Linked DNA regions of Homo sapiens: region 2 is linked to region 1. A link is a contact called in ENCODE Hi-C data. All regions are on one chromosome and are shown on one strand. Each heading gives the region's core, a stretch centred on a gene start or an enhancer-like site at or near the end of the contact. The rest is flanking DNA. Distances are from core to core; before and after follow the strand shown.

What was found. A loop is a pair of places that touch in the nucleus more often than their neighbours do.
Region 2: a map of endothelial cell of umbilical vein shows a loop between it and region 1 (2.9-fold over the local background). The contact joins the promoter of HERC5 here to the promoter of DMP1 in region 1. A Hi-C loop is called at or near these places in 1 of 168 maps with a recorded cell type or tissue (endothelial cell of umbilical vein).

What each region holds. Positions count from the first base shown.
Region 1 is chr4:87,645,985-87,653,022 of GRCh38, forward strand. DMP1 (dentin matrix acidic phosphoprotein 1) reads left to right here and starts at 4,296. Exons shown (of 6, transcript NM_004407.4): 1 at 4,296-4,400. The region is part of intron 3 of DMP1-AS1 (DMP1 and DSPP antisense RNA 1); the gene reads right to left.
Region 2 is chr4:88,452,789-88,459,826 of GRCh38, forward strand. It overlaps HERC5 (HECT and RLD domain containing E3 ubiquitin protein ligase 5), which reads left to right and starts at 4,331. Exons shown (of 23, transcript NM_016323.4): 1 at 4,331-4,746; 2 at 6,559-6,682. The coding sequence starts at 4,482. All of the region lies in intron 1 of LOC102723458 (a long non-coding RNA gene), which reads right to left. RefSeq lists an enhancer at 3,961-4,390.

The DNA of each region.
Region 1 (7,038 bases), core at 3,046-5,545:
CTTTCCTGGAATCTGGGACGACAATATGTTCCAAACTCATCTTGCATATTTTGGGTCATAGACCTGGTATCAACCAATTTCCCAACAGGCCCCAGATGCTAGATCATAATCCGGGTTCTAGGGGTCCTAGCTATGACTGTGTTTTTAGGTCTCTATAGTGACAGAGCTAAGATATACATGTAGGATATGTGTGTGTGTGCGTGAGTGTGTCTTTATAATAATCCCTGAGTAAATTCTAATCTTTTCCATTTAAATTCAGGATTATAGGATTATGGAGTTCATTACTCTTTTTTTTTGAGACAGGGTCTCACTCTGTCACCCAGGCTGGAGTGCAGTGGTGTGATCATGGCTCACTGCAGCCTTGACTTCCTGGGCTCAAGCAATCCTCCTGTCTCAGCCTCCTGAGTAGCTGGGACTACAGGTGGGAGCCACCACGCCCAGCTAATTTTTTTGTACTGTTTGTAGAGATGAGGTTTCACCATGTTGCCCAAGCTGGTTTGGAACTCCTGGCTCAAGGTATCTGCTGGCCTCGGCCTCCCAAAGGGCTTTTGCTCTTTTGTATCAAATTTGTATCTCCTTTCTTTCACACTGAGAATCCTGATTCTCATGGATGCATTGGTTAAAGAAAGAGAATAATTCAAAATTACTAATATACTTTATTCCACATTATACATACAACATTCTCAGAATAACAATAATATTGCCATCACTAGTATAATTATTGAGAGCAGTTGAAATTATTTTTGCACATATGCTCTCCGTTCTCCCCACCTTTTTAAAAGCTGCACTATATCAATGCTAAGTATTTAGTTATTATATACCGTGCTGTCTCCCGTTTAGCCTCACTTAATTACATTTTTACAAGTAACTATATGTTTTATGTTTATCACCTGTTCTTACGACAATGCCTCTCTAGTTATTTTGGTTGACTGAAACTCTTTATCTAGTAGATTCCCCAGCAATGGTTTGAGAAAATAATATTCCTTGAATTCTTGCCTGTTGATAGCAGTTTGCTTTAGCCTCTCATACCTAAAAGTCAGTTTGCTGACTTATAAAATCCTTACTTCACATTTTCTTATCTTGAATGCATTAGGTATATTACCTTATTTTTCCTGGCATGAAGCATTACTGTCAAAGTCTTAATGATAATCTAATATCCCTTCCCTTATGAATCACTTGTTGCTTTTGCCTAGAAGCCCAAAGGACTTTACCTTCAAAGTTCAGTAATTTTATTAGAATATGTTTTGGTGTTGGTCATTTTGGGCCAATATTCTCAGGTACATGATATGCTCTTTAAATGAGAGTTTTTAATCTTCTTTTTTTAAATTCAGGGAAACTTCCTTCGATGATATGTTTGTTATTCGTTTGTTTTTTAGTACTTCTGCTGTTCTCTCACTTTTGTTATCTTCTTTAGGCCTCCTATAATCTACAATTTGGATGTTCTTTGCCAATCTTTAATATAATTCACTTTTTCCCAAATACTTTTTATTTATTTATTTTTTTAACTTTAAAATATTTCCCTCTTTTTTGCCTTCTACTTCCATTGAATAATTACCTATTATATTTATTCTCTTTTGTGTTCCCTCTAGATTAGTTTTCATTTCTAAAATAATTTTTTCTTTCATGCTAATATTTTCCTGAGTCCTGATATTTATTTTCTGAATTATTCTAGTTTCCATGTATTTTTTTCACCTATTGTGTCATTTTCTTGATACTTCTTTACTATTTTAAAAATAGAAGCTTAGGGTTTTAATTTATTATTTAATTATGTCTTTTAAGCATACTTTGTCTATCAGGTTGTTATTCTGCTCCTATGGGATTTAACCTTCATAGTTTTTTGCTGTTTGTTTTATATGAAAGTGGTTTTCCTGTACTTTTAGAAAGAAATGTGGTTCAGGGTAACTTTCAAACTTCACACGGCTCCCTCTTCTGTTGCTTTCGTGTTATGTTAAAAAAAAATAGCAGCTTTCTAAGATTTCTTGGATCCATTCCCCTCTCCCATATTTATCTGTGTCTTCTCTATTGTCTATATCCTGTGCAATTTTTATTCCACTCCCAGAAGTTTCTCCTGTATGTGAGTCTGTCTTAGAAAGCAGCTGTAGTGGCTTAGAATCCTTAGGGGCTAGACTGGTCTAGATCCTTCAGCTGTGCTATGAACCATTGGCACCCATCAGCAATAATTCTTGACTGCTTTGGGTTCTGCTGTTCTCATGTTCATCAGATTTCCTGCTGCTTTCCTCCGCTCACTCCTGCATAGACTCTCTAGGTCTTGTGGCAGTTGTGGACTTTGTCCTTAGTCACCTTGGAGTTAGTGGATATAACTTGTCATAAGGGGTGGTAACTAATCAAAAACTACCTCAACGTTTCCTCTGCTCCCTATACATGTGCATCCTGATCTGACACCAAAAGGTAGAGAGTATTTCTCCTTATGAATCTGAGATCTCCTTGTGATTGATTGACCAACAGAATATGGAAAAATGATATTCTAGGAACTCTTGGCCCCCAGCCTTCAGGTTGTGAGAAGGCCAAGCCAAGGAGAGGCCATGTAAAGAACTAAAGTGCTCAGAATTACAGCTCCAGCTGAGCTCTCAGGTAACAACTATGAAAGTGGCATCTGAAATGTTCTGCCCCAACTGAGTCTTCAGATGACTACAATGCTAGCTGTGAGAGATAAGAAAATGGTAGTTGTTTTAAAATGCAAAGTATTGAAGTGGTTTTTGATATAGCAATAGATAACAAAAATGCCTAGTTTTATTGTAAATGTTATCCACAGTTTTCAATTTTGTTATCTAATTGCTCCTCTGTTTTTATGTAGGGATTTGAAGAGAGTCTAAAATAATGTCTTGTAATGCAATCTGCCCAAATCTGCCCAGAATCCAATTCTGTCATAAGATTATAAGGTTCTTCTAGCATAGATCTCAGTTAAGACCCATGAAACCATCAGAGAGTGTAATTCAGAACCAGAGCAAATCACAGGGAATTTATAGCTTCCCCATATGGACTTTGGCTTTCTAATCAACCCTAAATGAAAATAGACATCTCTTTCCTCATTGTCTGCACCACCCTCCCCCGCATATTATAGTTCACACTAAATATGTTGATAATCCATATATCTGACATTAGTTGCCTGAATAAATTGGGCACTCTAATTTTCTAGATCCATGTTAGGAGCATCAGCTCAATTTTTTTTTTAACAATTAAAGCATTTTTTTAAAAGTTACAGTGAGTTATGCAGATACTGTAATCAAGTTAATAGTTTGGCTAATTTTCAAGCCAATCCACTCAGTCATTCAAAGAGTACTGAGTGATTATTAAGAACTGTTCTAGGTATCCAGGCACTGATTATAGATCAGTAGACAAGCAAACATCCCTACTCTTAAGGAAATTAAGGTCCAGCAGCTGATATTCTCTAAATTCTTGTTCAGTGGCCATCCTGCCGTCACTTGAACACGCTCCTGGGAAATTGCCAAACCCATTTCCAGCTCCCTACAACTTTTAGTACGCTTCCTCGAAAATGTTTTGGTAAATATCATTTTATCCATTTCATTACATTTTCAGTGGTGGCACAGAGTCCCTTCAAGATTAGTTTCCTTGGATGCTACCCAGCTAGTATTCCCCTTAATCCAATTCTGATTTCAAAGAATCATTAAAATGTGGCAAACAGGGAATGATTAAGTGTTAAGTGTTAGATCTAAATTTCTTGAATAACACAATAGCTACTTAAGGGGGGTACTTTAGTGGACGCTTTATTAGATTAGTAGGAGTTTGGGAACTTTGTGTGTATATGGGGGTGGGGAGATGAGAGGAAAAGGAGGTGAGTAGTAGAGGTTGTTAAAAGAGGAAAAAGGAAGAAATAAAAGCCCATATTCTCAAAACCAACAATTTAAGGAACTCTAGTATTTTAGTAGCTTTCTCCATGTACAACCTGGAAATGTACATTAACAGGAAACTTTCTACCCACCCCTGCCTCCGCCTTTCCCATCCTTGGGTCTGCTGGGATCTGTCGGTGGGTAGAAGACATTGTCATTGTTCATAAGACTGCCTGAATGTGAATGACATATATTTAGAAATCAAAATAAAGTTTTGGGAAGATCTTCAATTTAATGGAAACTAGTCTAGTCATTTGGGAACCACAAGAGCTTTTTAGGGAAAATGTGCCTCTGCCAGCTGGAGGAAGTGTGGGTGTACCGGGGTCCCGGTGACACCTTGTGATGTCAGTCACCCCCAGCCTGAGGTTGATTGGCTATGAAGAGCTGCAGCAGAGTTTAAATTCCTGCACCATCAGAGAAGTGTCCAGAATATCAACACAAGAGTGGCTTCATTGGGCATAGATTTCCTCTTTGAGAACATCAACCTGATTTTTGAGACTTTTTGAAAAAATTCTTTGTGAACTACGGAGGGTAAGTCATTTTCATCATTTAATTTTTTAAAATGACTTTTGCTGGTTGTTTGGAAAATATTAAATATGTATACATGTTTGAGGCATTATACCATGTAGAGAGAGATGGGAGAGCTGCGCTTTGGGTAAAAACAGTTCCTATTTTTGTGCCTGTTGTTTATGCCACAGTAAATAATGATATGAAAATGACATGTTAAGACAATACAGCCAGGTGTTTTTCTTGGTAATGCTTTAATTAGATCTCTGCATGACACTTCTAAAAGGGATAGTTTATAGAACAGGAGGCAGATGGAAGGTCATTTTGAAATTTAGTTTTAATTAGCAAAACGTATAAAACTTTTACAGTGTGTTTCATGAATAAGGGAATGTTTGCAACCTACAAGATTGTGAAAAAAAAGCTAAACTTATTGAATGGCAGGACTTTAAAAAGAATTTTTTTTAAATTAAAATGTTATTCATCTAGAGAGCATCTAGTAACATTTATTATGAACTGCATAAGTAACTAAAAGATGATTAAACTACTGAAATAACTGAGGGTGTGATAATTATGTTTTTTGTATTCATGTTAGCATGATGCCTTGAATACAGTTAGAATTCAATAAATGTTGAATATAATTATATTTTAAAATATTGCATTTTAAAACATATATTTTAAAATGTCCATATGTATTTTTATTTACTGTATTTAGTGCACTTCTTCATCTGTGTGACGTTTAGAAGAGTCCATGTGTTTTAGCAACTTGTCTTCCTTAAGAGCAGTAACTTGTGGTTAACCATACTTTCTGTTTAACTGAGGCTTGACTATCTTATTTTAACTTTGTTGTTTAAAAATGCGAACAAACTATTTTCTAAAGGGTATTAGTCCACTTACCTACCTGAAAATGGTGATGTAAAACAATGTGCCTCAGATGCTTAGAGGCCTTCCAAATCTATATTTAATTTTGGGGGCACCTCAGAGGTATATTCCTGTGATTAAAAGCATATAATATTGGATTCATCGTAATTGACCTGAAGACACATACAATAGGAAGAATTGGATTTTTTTTTGGTTTGTTTGTTTCTCTGGATTCCTGGTAGAGTTCATATCCTGGCCAAGTTTGATTCTATTTTCAAAGAGTAATAAGAAAACAAATTCTAGCAGGTTCTAGTTAGTTGGATTCTGGTTAATTTTATTATTATAAAACCAACTTATTTTATTATTATTGTTTATTATTATTAAAGTTTCCTGCTAATGTACATTTACAGGTTGTACATGGAGAAAGCTACCAAAATATTAGAGTTTCTTAAATTGTTGGTTTTGAGAATATGGGCTAGAAAAGTGCCTAACACATTGCATGTTCATAAATATTTACTGACTGCTAATGAATGAATGTATTGTTCAGTTGTGTTCTTGAAGATAACAATACTAAGACAAATAAAGCAAATTAATATGATGAATTGTTTTCCAAAAGAAAAAAGAGTCTATGACTTTTCAAACCTTTATTTTCTTCTTTTGGCCTATTTCCTTCATTTTGGTTTACATAAAAGAAGATATATATTTTACAAATGTATCTTAACCTTGAGAAAATGCTAGAACAAATTTCCTTACTTAAGAGCCGAAAGAAGTTTTGGCTACACACCTGAAATCTTGACTTTAGTTTCCCTCTCCACATTCTAAACATTTGGCTCTTTTCAACTCTATGAAAACAATTCACAGGGGCAGAAATTCTCTAATACACCGCCTTCCAAATGGATGGAACTCAAGTTGTTTATTTCCTTTTGTTACGTCATCTCACTGTAGAATGACAGCATGTAGAATGTAGAAATAACATTAACCAATCACTGAAGAAGAACTCAAAGTTCTGGACTTTTAATTGCAGGCTTGTAGCTGTGGTTCACATTTATTATTCAGAATATGGCTACTGCCTATCTGCTTCTACTCTTTTTTGAATAGTAGCCAAAATGTTTATAAAAGTTTGGAGCTCTTGTTTGGAAATGCACTTCACAAAATTATAATTATTTTTATCAGAAATACCAAATGCAAACCTAACAAGGGGTTTAAGATCTGATTTTCTTTAATGCTTACAGTTGGACTATATTTTTTGGGTGGCAACATCAGCTCTCTCAGAACTCTAGAGTGTCTTTTATTTTAGTTTACTAGACTTGCATCTGGGAAATTATTGCTTTAGGTCAGGATGCTAACGAGTATTTCTAGAATCCTGAGCAAGTTAGGGCATCTTTCTTGTGTTTTAGAATCTTCCATCCCTAAGAAACTTGAGCACTTGGGGCATGCACTTCTTTGTGAGAAAACACAACGTTCATTGGTTTAGAATAAATGCACAATGGCATCCCCAGTTTTCTAATTATTTAGATTAGAGAAGCTAAAGAAAATACAAGAGAATTCAATAGTCATTGACCTTCTGTCAAGGCTCTAACATTTGCTAGCTTTCAGAGAATCATGAAATTATAACCCTATTCAAATTTCACTTTGAAAATTAAAATGATGAGGTAACTTTCATTTGATCTGTGAAACTGAAAGCATTGAAAGGGTTATTTTGAGAATATCATATTTGAGAAAATTTTGCTTTCCTGAAGAAATAAACCTAACACATTTTTTAAAAAGTTTTGATTGTGGTATCTAAAGAGAAGTAACATCTATT
Region 2 (7,038 bases), core at 3,081-5,580, 810 kb after region 1:
TGGCCGTCAAAAGGTTACTCTGTCTCCACAAGACAAAGCAGGGCGAGAGTTCTGTGGTCCCCAGCAGGTAAGGCCAGCGTGCTAAATCAGCAGGAAGCAGTTACAAAAGAAAAGACCATCAGTCCCTCTGCCTCCCATAAAGATTTCTAGGGATCATGTCTCTCAGGGGGAAAATGAGGCAGGAGAATAGGATCCAGAGATAGGGAATCTAAGGATAACTTGGACAGACTCCCTGGAGCTGAAGAGTCTGCACACTGACCTATGATTGGTCCATTCCAGGACCTTCATTTGCATAAGGTGCCAAACCACATCAGGCTCTGATTGGCCACAGGCCGGTACCTGCACTCTGGCCAGTGATTGGTCTATTCCAGGCCCTTCATTTGCATAAGGCACCAAAACACACCAGTCTTGGATTGGCCATGGGCCAATTCACCTTGGCGTGGAATTGGTCACAAGCCAGTCCTTCATTTACATAGGATGTAACCCACAAGAAACCTCTAAAGGGTACTGAAGCCCCAGAAGACTTTGCTACCAGGGCTCTTGAATCACTTGCTTGAGCCCGCTCCCACCCTGTGGAATGTACTTTTGCCTTTGATCCTTCACTGTCTTCCACTTTCTTTTTTTTTTGAGAGGGAGTCTGGCTCTGTTGCCCAGGTTGGAGTGCCGTGGCGCGATCTCGGCTCACTGAAAGCTCCGCCTCCTGGGTTCACGCCATTCTCCTGCCTCAGCCTCCCAAGTAGCTGGGACTACAGGCGCCCGCCACCACACCCAGCTAATTTTTTTGTATTTTTAGTAGAGACGGGGTTTCACCGCGTTAGCCAGGATGGTCTCGATGTCCTGACCTCGTGATCCGCCCGTCTCGGCCTCCCAAAGTGCTGGGATTACAGGTGTGAGCCACTGCGCCCGGCCCACTATCTTCCACTTTCATAAATTCACTCCTTCACCGCTTGTTCATGTGTGTTGTTCAATTCTTTGTTCAATGTGCCAAGACCTGGACACCTCACCATCAGAACACTTAACCCAGAAACGAGATGAATGTGTTCATTCTTTTTTTTTTGAGTTCGATTGCACAGTGTGGTAAATATAATTAACAATACAGTATTGCACTTTTCAAAATACCGAAGAGATAAAATTTCAAATGTTTTCACCACAAAAATTGTTAAGTATTTGAGGTGATGGATGTGGGAACTAGCTTGATTTAATTATTCCACATTGTTATTCATAAATTATAAGATCACTTTGTTCCCCATAAATGTATACAATTATAAATTGCCAATTTACAATTTAAAAAAAGAGAATTAGTTGAAAAATGTTTGGATAAATAATAAAGTGATGAATCAAGAATAATTTTTTTTTAAGAGACGAGGTCTCACTATGTTGCCCAGGCTGGTCTTGAAATCCTGGGCTTAAGAAATTCTCCTGCCTTGCCTCCCAAGTGCTGGGATTACAGGTGTGAGCCAAGAATAATATTTTTAATAAAACAATGTTATGTAAAGCAACATTTCCTATATCCCTAACCTTGCTAGATATATATTTTATATTCAGGAATATCTCTAGAGTTTTTATTTTAGCAAAGTGCTGAATAATTTATTTGAAAAATCTGAATGTTAAGGGATTCATTAATTCATTGAATAATTACTTATAGTAGGTACTGTGTGGCAAGTACCATTCTAAAGGCACTAGCACTGGCAGGCCATCGACCAGCAGAACAATGCGGAGTTTGGCCAGGGCAGTCGGAGGACAGCCTGGGCCGCTGAGCGGCTCAACTCCAGGGGAAAACCAACTCCCTTCTGGCTCCCCCATCTGCTGAGAGCTACTTCCACTCAATAAAACCGTGCACTCATTCTCTAAGCCCACATGTGATACAATTCTTCTGGTACACCAAGGCAAGAACCTGGGATACAGAAAGTCTTCTGTCCTTGTGACAAGGTAGAGGGTCTAATTGAGCTGGTTAACACAAGTGCCTATAGACAGCAAAACTAAAAAAGCACACAGTAGCACAGCCCACTGGTGCTTCAGGAGCAGTAAACATCCACCCCTAGACACTGGCGTGGGGTTGGAGCCCCAAAACCTGCCTGTCTGTATGCTCCCCTAGAGGTGTGAGCAGTGGGGCACTGAAGAAGCGACCCACTCCCACTGCCGCATGCCCTACGAAGGGGACAAGGGAACCTTTCCCGTTTCATTGTTAGAGGTCAAAGCTTTTTCCATGGCACATGCCCAGTCTACATAACTTGCAGTTTTGGCTCTGTTATACCTACAGGGTAACTGGCCATTTTGTTATCAACAGAGTAGGGCCAGTTTGGGCTGGCTCTGAGGTTATAATATACGGCCAGCTGAGTTTTGACAGGGATGCCAAGGCAATTCCATGGGGATAGGCAAGCTGGAACGACTGGAAATCCATAAGGAAAAAAAAGAACCTTTATTCTTACCTCATACTGATGCAGGAATTTTTGCTCCTTAGCTCAGCTAAAATCCAGGTTCTTGTCTCATGACCAGGAACAATTAGGCATGTGAATACATTGCAAGGTGAAGAGTGGCATTTATTAAAAGCTCTTAGCAAAAAAACAAGGAGGGTCCTGCCAACAGGCTCCCAGCTCACAGACTGAATAACAGGCCAACACACACAAGCTGAAGACTTCTTGCTCATCCCTGCTGCATAAGGCTGAATTCCCTCTGGCTGCACCCCACTCTCCTGGTGCAGTGGGCCCCCAAGTCCCTTGTGGGCATGCCCAGACAAGACCCTGGGCAGGCTTCCTCAGCTGCACAAAAGCTTGTGAGGCAGGTCAGAGATTCTCCAGGGACCCTCCCTTATCTGCCTCCAGCATCTATCGATACTATAAAGAATAATTCATTTTAAATATAATGAAGACCAACAATTATAAAACTTCCAGAAGGTAACAAATGAGGAAATCTTATAATCTTGAATTTAGCAAAAATGTCTTAAGTAGGACAAAAAAGGTATGAACTATGTAAAAGAAAAAAATGGATAAATTACATCAAAATTGAAAACTTCAGTGCTTCAAAAGACACTTAAAATGAAGAGGCAAGCCACAGACAGGTAGAAAACATTTCAAAACGTATAGCTAATAAAGAACATGGTATGAAACATATAAAGAACTCAATAATATATAAAGAACTCTTAGATAAAAAGTCAAGCTAGCTAATAAATAAATGGTCAAAAGATTTGAATACACACTTCACAAAGAAGAGATCCTCCTGCCTTGGGCTAAAAAAGGGCTGGGGTTACAGGCAGGAGCCCAGGCCCAGCCTTGTCAGTTGATTTTCGGTGACCCTTCAGAGGGCAAAGGGGAAGTTTTCTCCTGTTCCCTACAACCGACAGGCCCATCAATTGGTGAATGGATAAATAAACTGTGGCTTACCCATATGATAGACTACCATTCAACAATAACACAAATGAATTACTAATTAAACACAATAGTATGAATCTCAAAGCATTGTGCTAAGTTAAAAAAGCCAGACATCACTTAGATATGGTTCCGTTTGTATGCATTCTAAAAAAGGCCTAAAGCACATCACTGTTGCCAGGCACCCGGGAATACGGGAATACGTAGCGGAGCGGGCACGAGGGGGGTGGGGGTGGGGGTAGGGGTGGGGGGGAGGGTAGCTGCCTGCATAGCTCTGCCCAGTTTTATGCCGGTTTCAGCCCGGCGCACAACGCATTTTTTTTTTTGATACATAGTCTCGCTCTGTCGCCCAGGCTGGAGTGCAGTGGCGCAATCTCGGCTCACTGCAAACTCCGCCTCCCGGGTTCCCGCCATTCTCCCACCTCAGCCTCCCGAGTAGCTGGGACTACAGGCGCCCGCCACCACGCCCAGCTAATTTTGTTTTTGTATTTTTAGTAGAGACGGGGTTTCACCGTGTTAGCCAGAATGGTCTCGATCTCCTGACGTCGTGATCCGCCCGCCTCGGCCCCCCAAAGTGCTGGGATTACAGGCGTGAATCACCGCGCCCGGCCGCGGCGCACAACGCTTAACAAACTTTGGCTTCCGTTATCCCTCCCTCTGGAAATGCGTGTGTCAGGGTGCCTCCTAGTGGAACTGCAGCGTTTCCTCGAAAGCCATTCCGTCCAGGAGTTAAGGTGGCCGCTGCCCGCCCGGGGACACTTTCTCAGTCCAGCCCATCGGCCTTTACCCCAGCCAACGACCTGTTGCCTTTGGCCGCCTGCCAAGTCACTCTCATTACAGTTTCCTTTTCCTTTTCGATTCCGCCCCCTAAAAACAACAACAAACATTATGTTTCGTTTTCCACTGGAGCTGCAGGCCCCGCCCCCAAACAGCACGTGGGGGGCGTGGCGTCCCGGCAGGGGCTCAGTAGCTGAGGCTGCGGTTCCCCGACGCCACGCAGCTGCGCGCAGCTGGTTCCCGCTCTGCAGCGCAACGCCTGAGGCAGTGGGCGCGCTCAGTCCCGGGACCAGGCGTTCTCTCCTCTCGCCTCTGGGCCTGGGACCCCGCAAAGCGGCGATGGAGCGGAGGTCGCGGAGGAAGTCGCGGCGCAACGGGCGCTCGACCGCGGGCAAGGCCGCCGCGACCCAGCCCGCGAAGTCTCCGGGCGCACAGCTCTGGCTCTTTCCCAGCGCCGCGGGCCTCCACCGCGCGCTGCTCCGGAGGGTGGAGGTGACGCGCCAACTCTGCTGCTCGCCGGGGCGCCTCGCGGTCTTGGAACGCGGCGGGGCGGGCGTCCAGGTTCACCAGCTGCTCGCCGGGAGCGGCGGCGCCCGGACGCCGAGTGAGTGGGGCTGGTGTGTGAGGGCTGTGAGGGCTGTGAGGGGTGAGGGCTGAGGGCTGTGAGGGGCGGGCAGCCGGGGGTCCGCGCCTGAGGGAGGAGAGCCCAGAAGGCCGCAGACGCGCGCCTGGCTCGGATAGTTTCGCCGACGGCGCACCTGAGCTGTCTTTTATCCCGGTCAGTGTCAGGCGCGGGGTGAGCGGGATACTGGCGACCAGCGGATCCTCCGCTCAGCAAAGTGGCCGGTGCGGGGCATGCGGGCACCGTCTTCATCCTTTTAGCCAGTCTGGCTTTCTCATAGGTTTCTGTTCAAGTTTGTACCCCCGTCCCCCGCCCGCCGCATCTCCCACTGTCTCGTTTTGAGAAAGTAGTCACTGCTCCAACTTTGGGAGTCGTTCTCAGTGATGGGATTTTACCTTGGCCTTCAGTTGCACTTCTCCCACATTCTCATCGAAGTGGGGGAAATAGTTGCCCGCGTTCTTTAAAATTTTGCCCATCTGTGGAGTGAAGAAATTGGTATCTTGCTGCGAGTTTATTTTGCGTTTAACTACTGGACGTTTGCGTTCCTTTTTCGGTAAATTGCCTGTTTATCTTTGCCTGGCTTTTAGAAATTTGAGTTGTTAAATCTTTTTCTTATTTGTATGGAAGAGGTATTTGAATATTGAATAAGAATAGCCTTTTGCACGTCGTACATGTAATATTTTTCTCACTTTGCCTTTTGTGCATGTTGTTTTTAGTGCATTTTTTGGGGGGTAGTCTGTCAATTTTTTTGTCTGTTAAGGCTTATGGGTTTTATGTTAGGCTGGAAAGCTATCCACACTCCCAGTGTTTTAAAAAATGTACTCATTTTTGTAGTAATTTTAAGGTTTTTTTTTTTAAGTTAAAATTTTTCGTACGCTTGGAATTTTCAGTACTGAGGTAGGAGGGGAGCTAGATTTATTTGCTTTTCCAAAGGCTTAGCCTATGTCCCAATACCATTTCTTAATACTTCCTTTTTTTCAACTGATTTGAAATGCTGAGACTCTTTAAAAGAAACCGTTAGTCTGCTGGACCATTTCTTATTACCAAACTGTTTTGGTTCCCCTAGCATTTGTAATATGGTTTGTGCTTTGAGATTTTTACACGAATAGATTCTATTTCATTAGCACTGAAGATGAAACAAGGTCCCAAAACTATCCTAGTTTAATTTTTGTGAACAAATTAAATAAGAGTACATTTTTACTAGTGGACAGTTTAATCTCTTAACTTCAGAAAGGGCCAAATGTGCACTAATGCCAATGAAAAATGTTTTCAACAGCATCCTCTTTAAAGATAGTCCCCCAAACATAATCCTTCCTTTTAAGAATATAGGCATTGGTTTCTATTGGTAACTGTCGGGAAGTGTTTATTACTGTTATTTGCTTTTTGGGAGAAAGGAATGTGTTTCAGAATACACTATTTGTTCTTGAAATGAGATTATGTTGTCTTAAAGTTATATTTTCTTATAGACCTTTTCATCTTTGTCATTTCAAATTTCGTTCGTCTTAATAAACAAGAACCTAAAAGCAGATATTTAATTGGATATTTTAAGGGTATGTTCCATTTACAACAAAGTATACATCAATATTTTTTCTAATTAAAAAAAATCTATGTCAAGACCGTTGTCTTTCCTGATTTGCTTTGCCTACCTGAATTTTCTTAAGAGAAGTTCATGGTAAGTCAAAGCTTGTCTAGTTGAAATTTTTCCCAGATGTTTTAAGTGTATTATAATGAAGTTAGTAATACAGTGGGTAATAATCAAAGTGACAATAGTTCCTGGTTGGATTTGCTCTGTAGAATGCATTAAATTAGGAAAAAACATGAAGATACATTCCGTGGACCAAGGAGCAGAGCACATGCTGATTCTCTCATCAGATGGAAAACCATTTGAGTATGACAACTATAGCATGAAACATCTAAGGTAGGGAACTTTTTTCTTTTATTAAAAATTAATTTTAATCAAAAGACAATAATAATTTCTGTAGGAAATATCTGATTCTTGTCCCCTGCTTTATATAGTAGCATCTTAAGTAAATAATAAATTCTGAACTGACCAGTAAAGTCCTTATGTCCCCCAGGGCAGGTATCATGTGTTGTTTTGGCATTTAAAGGAAATGATTAAATAGTCTGCCTAGCCCTAAATTGGACTTTCCTATTCATTAACTCATTTGATCCTCACAATAATCCTATAAGTTAAATTTCTGGAAATAAAAGTTTTTAACCTAGAAAAAATACACATTATCATGAAATAATTTGTGAGACTTTTCCCTAGTAGAT